2 separate regions of the Homo sapiens genome follow, and region 1 is linked to region 2. Evidence: chromatin contacts called from ENCODE Hi-C or POLR2A ChIA-PET data. All regions are on one chromosome and are shown on one strand. The core of a region is the stretch at or near the end of the contact, and the rest is flanking DNA. Distances in the headings are between cores, read along the strand shown.

Region 1 (3,527 bases), core at 1,004-3,503, 120 kb before region 2:
TGAGAATGGAAACTCCATGAGGGCAGGGACTTTGTATTATTGTCTCTGTATTCTAAGCACCTAGAATAATGCCCAGCATGAGAAAGACAACCCTGGATTTATTAACTGAGAAATTAAATAATGTACTAAAATTAATGAAGAGATTTCTGTGTGCAAACACAGTGCCCAGACCAGAGTCATTTCACTTAACGCTCACAATAACTATTGGTCCATGGCATAAGTGACGTCCATTTTTTGGTTTGAGAGCATTAAGGATCTGTACCCTCCTCTCTTCTAGGAAAGCCTATTTGCCCAGCAGCTAGACAAATGGGGTAAAGGGGGAGTGGCCAGTCAGACTCCTACTCCCTTGGCCCCAAGAGTGGGCTCTGCCTCAGGCTGATTAGAATATTTTATTGGATTGTTAAACTGTGGAAAGGGGTCTTTTCTCTCCAGGGTGGAGCTCTGAAGACGTGAGCTGGGCACCGTCCACAGCTCCAGTTCCAGCTTCCTAATAAAGTCAGGGTACGAGAGGAGGCAACAGGCAGAGAACAGCAGAGATATGTGGAAGAATCTCGATGACACTGAAGTCCCTGGCTCCTGCACACCCTGAGGGACCCCCATCCCACCCAGTGAATGAGATCACTCCATGAATTTCCATTTTTGCCCAAATAAATTTCAGCAGAGTTTCTGGCACTTGCAACTGAGTTTTCAAACAAAACCAAAATCAATGCAAATACAGGCTCCAAAAGATTGGAGCTTCCTGTGCACTGGAGTCAAAATGGCAAAGTGAGGAAAAGACAGATCCAGGGAAGGACCTGGACGGCTCTTCCAGTCCCCTCCCTTCCCTCCCATGGCCATGTCACGATCCCCAGGCTGACCACCTGAGGGCTGATCCAGGGTGACTGAGGCTCTTACCTGGGAAACCTGACCCCCACAGCAAACACAGTGACACCCCTTTCCTTCAGCTGCTTGGATGGCAGTGCCACATCCCCCTGGGACTTCCCATCAGTGACGATGATGAGGATCTGGGGCACAGAAGCATTTCTGCCTCCAGGCAACCCTCTGTGCAGAAGGTATTTCAGAGCAAGTTCCGTCTCCGTGCGCCCTCCTCTGTGCACACCCAGAAGGAAAAAAGAAAGAAAAGTGAATGATGTGGGGAGGTGAAGTTGGGATGAGAGTCTGAAATCGATGAGCTCTTCCGTTATTAGCGAAAGGTAGCTTTCTCCTAGCAGAGGCTGAAAGTGATAGTTCTACCATCTAAACCACAACAACAATGAACAGAAATTATTTTTTCCATGCACTTGAGATTCACCCCGTACATCTCTGTTGTATTCTATCATAATGTCATTGTGTGTTGGGTGTGTTTTTCTCCTCCCCGAGTGATGACTCTGGGCCGACAGCTCTTGTCATTTGTCTAACACCTGCCTCCCATCTCCTCATCCCTGCATCATCTTCTTGTTACAGCTCAACATCCTGGGTTGGGAAAGCAGATAATGAGCTTAGGAAAACTGTGTGAGGAAGGACCCATAAGAGTGAAGGACAGGGCTTCAAGGCAAGGGTGTGATGACAGTCTTTTCTGTGATCCAGGCCTTTGTGGGCCATGTCCAAATTCAGGGTTGGGAGCTGGAAGGCTGAGCTGTCTGACCACCTCCAGATCAGGGCAGGTTACAGGGGTCCCATCTCATCGGGATGCCAATGGTCCTCTATTTGCTGTGGCTTGAGATCCTCTCATCCTCACAGCTCAGTTATAGGAACTGTTGACCAATCCTGGAATCCCAGAGCAGGATCTCTGCTAAATCTCAAATTAGGAGGCTCCTGTAAGCGTCCTGTCAGAGAGAGGACTGCCAGCTTTGAGTGTCAGCTGGACAGAAAATAATGACTCACTACAGTGGATTTTAGGTTACGGAATTGTGAGTCAGTCCCTGTTGCAGCCAAACCATTCAGCGGATGGTAGCCCATCCAAACATGATCAACAATGTGAGGCTGATGGAATTACTGTGGTTATCAACAGTACACACAGAGAAAACCCTGTGGGAGCATTATTCTGAAATAGTGACTAACCACAGATTCTAGATGGGGGACACATTTACACTCAGATTGTACCAACCATAAATTAAGGCAATGCCTACCTTTAATTCAGCCCTAACTATAGTCATTTTTCTAATGAGAAAACATCCAACTGACAAGACGCATGGGCATTACCTGCTGTGTGTGTGTGTGTGTGTGTGTGTGTGTGTGTGTTTTTACTTCTCATGCAAGTCTGACATGAGTCCTCCTGCCCAGGCATCTCTCCTGGTTGGCTCCCCTCCAAGCAGCTACTCAGGAATCCAGGCTCCTTTCATGTTATGGTTCCACCTTCCCCTCAGTCCTCAAAATGCTCTCCATTCAGCAGGAAGACAAGGAAAGAGCATGAAGATTGTGCTTGGGAAGGATTTATGGACCAGGCCTAGAATATTCTTCACTTTTATTGCTTTCTAACTTAAGCAAGCTCTTAAATGGCAGTTTTCTTTGCGGTGCTCCATAAAGTTAAAAAGTGTCAACAAGAGCTGACAACTCCTAGAATTAGCAGTCTTGCCTACAATACATATATTGACATTTGCATGGGTTAAAAATTTACTTACTTTTTTTTCAACCTGTGAGTATTTACTGTGGATCCACTAGAGGGAAGATAGTGAAATGGAGACCAGGAAGTATAACCACGATCCCATCCCTTAAAGAACTCCCAGTCTAGTTGAAGAAATGGGATCTACAAGACAGCAAGGAAAAAGGAATGCAAGGATACAAATAATAGGAATTCGGAGGAGCAGATTCATTGTGGGGTGGAGCTGTCAGGGAGCAGGCTTCAGAGGGGAAAAAGCTTTTAAATGGGGTCTTGGTGAATCAGCTGATGAGGAAAGGAAGAGGCCATTCTGATTACAGGAAGGGGTTAAAGCAAAGACACAGGTAAGCAATGTAACCTGTGTTCTGGAGCTAGCGAGCAGAGCTTGGCTTGGGCAATGGGCTTATCAAAGAAAAACAGAGCATACCAACATGGATGAATCTCCGAAGAGGAAGACTACACTCACGCCACTGACTCCCAAGCGCCCCCAACTCCTCTCACACCCTGCTGGATCACACATTAGATACCGAAGACCACCAACCCGATTCTGATCTCTACTAATACTGTTTCCTTCACCAAAGAGCTCTTGTGTTTAAAAAGAGTGTTCCTCCAGGGCTCCTGGGAGGGCAGAATGGCTTCCATTTCTAAAGGATAATATTAGCGCTGACATTTTACTTTGTGCCAGACACTACACACACACACCTGTTACTGAATGTAATCCTTACATCCATGGTAAAAGGTACTAATCTTACCCACATTTGACAAATGAGGAAACCCCACTCAGAGAATAGTGATAACTGGTAATATTTCCTGGGCATTTAGCATGTGCCAGACGCTGTGCTCAACCCATGTTTAGCTATATATGCTTAGCATATTATCATATAATTCTCGCCACAGCTCTCTGGAATAGAGGAGTCCAGAAAAGGGGCCAAACTAAGGTTATGCCGCT
Region 2 (3,257 bases), core at 566-3,065:
TGAGTTGTGGTATATTATGTTTGCATTTTTATTAGTCATCTAGTACTTTCTAATTTCCCTTGCAATTTCTTCTGTGTTTCTTTAGCAGTATGTGGTTTAATTTTCACAAATTTGTGAATTTCCCATATTTCTTTCTGTTACTGAGGTCTCATTCCATTATGGTTGGAGAATATGCTTCATATGATTTTAATCTTTTAAATTTATGGAAGTTTGTTTGTAACCTAGCATATCCTCTGTCATGGAATATTCCATGTGCACTAGATGAAAACGTATACACTGCTGTTCCTGGGTGGAGTGTTGTATAGATGTATTAGATTCCATTGTTTTGTAGTGTTTAAGTCTCCTATTTCTGTGTTAATTTTCTGCCTAATTCTATTTATTATTGAAAGTAGGATAGTGAAGTCTCCAACTATTGTTGACTTATTTTCCCTTTTATTTCTGTTAGTTTTTGCCTCATATATTTTGATGCTACATTCTTAGATGCATATACATTTATCTGTTAGATCTTTCTGATGGCTTGATCTGTTTTATTTTTGTGAGCTATTCTTTATCTCTGGTAACATTCTTAATTTTAGTCTGTTTTTTATGTAAATATAGCCACTCTTCCTTATGATTGCTGTTTGCATTATATATTTTTTTCCACTCTTTTCAGTTTACTTGCATTTTGAACCTAAAATGCCTTCTATAGACAACATATAGTTGAATCTTGTTTCTTTAATTAAGTCTGTTAGTTTCTGCCTTTTGATAGGATTATTAAATCCACTTTCATTTAATATTATTGATGGTGGGATTTATGTCTGCCATATCTTTCGTTTTCCATGTTTCATGTCTTTTTTCTTCCCCTATTCCTCCTTCACTGCCTTCTTTTGCATTAAGTGAATGTTGTCCAATATAACATTTAAATTTCTTTCATGATATTTTCACTATACAGTACAGAGTTCCCCCTTATCTGAGGGGAATTTATTCCAAGATCCTAAGTAGATGCATGAAATTGTCAATAGCACTGAACTCGATTGCCATCAATCAGAATATGTTTCTGTTTATGTCTGCCCCTGACAAGTGAATGCCCTTTTCATCCTTTTTTTTTTTTTTCAGAGACAGGGTCTCATCACTCTGGCTGGCGTACCATGGTGGGATCACAGCTCACTGTAGCCTCAAACTCCTTGGCTCTAGCAATCTTCCTGCCTCAGCCTCCTGAGTAGATGGGACTATAGGCATGCACCACCATGCCCAGCTAATTTTTAAAATTTTTTGTAGAGATTGGGTCTTGCTGTGTTGACCATGCTGGTCTTGAACTCCTGACCTCAGGCAATTCCCTCTCCTCAGCTTTCCAAAGTGCTGGGATTACAGGCATAAGCCACTACCTGGCTCCTTTCCCGTCTTAACAAAGTACTTATGCAGTGTGGCCATAACTTTTGAAGTTTGAGGTGTGACAGCAAAACTAGCATGAATTTCTTTTTTCTTCTTCACAGTTTCATGGATAGAAGATTCATTCTTACTGTAGATCTTAGCAACCTCAGTATATGATTTTTTTCTTTCAAGTCACCATTTCACTTAAAATAAGCACTTTAAAGCCTCTCTTTGGCACATGTGAATTGCCAGCATCACTATTCTTATACTCTGGGGCCACTAATAAGTAAACTCACTTATTAATTAAGGGCTAAGTGTTGCTGCACACAAGCACTGTCGTCCTGCCATAGTCAGTCTGGTAACTGAGATGGCTACTAAGCGACTAACTGGCAGGTAGTGTGTACAATGCAGACATGCTGGACAAAGGGATGACTCACAGTCTCAGTGAGACATAGTGAGACAACACAAGTTTTCATCACACTACTCAGAATGGCATGCAATTGAAAACTTGTGAATTATTTCTGGAAGTTTTTATTTAATATTTTTGAACTGTGGGTGACTGAAGGTTGCTGAAACCATAGAAAGTGAAGCCACAGATAAGGCGGGACTCTACTGTATTTCTTTGTGTTATTCCTTTGTGGATGTTCTAGGGGTTGCCAGATACCTTAACTTAATGGAATCTCCAGATTTTTACTAAATGACAGTGAGATATAGAAACATTGCTAAAAGTTTTTATTTCAATAGCTGAAGTATATTCATTGTATTCTTTATGTTTATTTACTTTGTTTATATTTATTTGCAGTATTGGTGGTGTATTTGGTATAGCTATAAAAATAATTTGGAAATAATTTTCTTTACAGTTAGAATCAAGAATAGAAGAACTTAATAAAGAAGTTAAAGCTTCCAGAGATCAACTAATAGCTCAAGACGTTACAGCTAAAAATGCAGTTCAGCAGTTACACAAAGAGATGGCCCAACGGATGGAACAGGTATTTCTCACATCGTTGTCATTATTAACTTGATATTCTGGTGACTCTTGTTTGTTAAAATAAGCTAACACTGTTAGACTATTTTGGACCTCACTATTGTATTAATACTAGGTGATTCTTTTATATAAAAGTAAGCCATTAGGCCAGACGTGGTGACTCACATCTGTAATCCCAGCACTTTCAGAGGCTGAGGCAGGCAGATTGCCTGAGGTCAGGAGTTTGAGACCAGCCTGGCTAACATGGTGAAACCCCATCTCTACTAAAAATACGAAAAGTTTAGCCAGACGTGGTGGCGCATCCCTGTAGTCCCAGCTACTTGGGAGGCTGAGGCAGGAGAATCACTTGAACCCGGGAGGCGGAGGTTGCAGTGAGCCGAGATTGCACTGCTGCACTCCAGCCTGGGTGACAAAGCAAGACTCTGTCTAAAAAAAAATAGTAAGTCATTAAAAATTCTAAAGCAATATATAAATACATACAGATGAATAAAAAAGTGTATGGAATAAAAATTTTTTTTTTAATCTGTACATATTCTTCCCCTGCCTACAATCCTTTTATATCCCATTCCTTGTTCCATAGCTAATTATTGGTATTTTGATTATGTATCTTACTACATATACATGTACAAGTCACACATGTTTATTTGTACATGGTCATATACTTTTTTCCCCCATTTGATTGGAATGATACTATACATCTTTTTTGTAACCTTTTTTCCCATACTTAATATACCTTGGTAATCTTTTTAAGTTGGTATATATGATCTCAGAAGAGGTAATTTTAAGCAGTGCTTTTTTATTACTTGCCTGAACTCTTTATGGATGACGTCTTTGTCATCTTCATTTCTGTATCCACAAAACCTAGCACAGTATCTGACTAACAATTAGTCTTCACAATGAATTGAATCTGAAAGGGTTAACT

The links. A loop is a pair of places that touch in the nucleus more often than their neighbours do. ChIA-PET counts read pairs that join two places held with the same protein, here RNA polymerase II (POLR2A).
Region 1: a map of mammary epithelial cell shows a loop between it and region 2 (2.5-fold over the local background). The contact joins two enhancer-like sites. A Hi-C loop is called at or near these places in 1 of 168 maps with a recorded cell type or tissue (mammary epithelial cell). POLR2A ChIA-PET finds 5 or more read pairs at or near these places in 3 of 52 experiments (BJ, GM12878 and OCI-LY7).

What each region holds. Positions count from the first base shown.
Region 1 is chr10:114,270,302-114,273,828 of GRCh38, reverse strand. VWA2 (von Willebrand factor A domain containing 2) reads right to left here. Exons shown (of 14, transcript NM_001272046.2): 6 at 895-1,089. Among named protein-coding and RNA genes, the nearest start is that of VWA2, 33 kb to the right of the region's middle. RefSeq lists a silencer at 1,872-2,072. Within about 2 kb of position 2,253, at least 8 of the 41 ENCODE cell types and tissues checked have a DNase peak (open chromatin) inside an H3K27ac peak, as active enhancers do; they include mammary epithelial cell, where a contact is called at or near this core.
Region 2 is chr10:114,150,174-114,153,430 of GRCh38, reverse strand. CCDC186 (coiled-coil domain containing 186) reads left to right here. Exons shown (of 16, transcript NM_018017.4): 4 at 2,211-2,339. Among named protein-coding and RNA genes, the nearest start is that of MIR2110, 22 kb to the left of the region's middle. Within about 2 kb of position 1,815, at least 2 of the 41 ENCODE cell types and tissues checked have a DNase peak (open chromatin) inside an H3K27ac peak, as active enhancers do; they include mammary epithelial cell, where a contact is called at or near this core.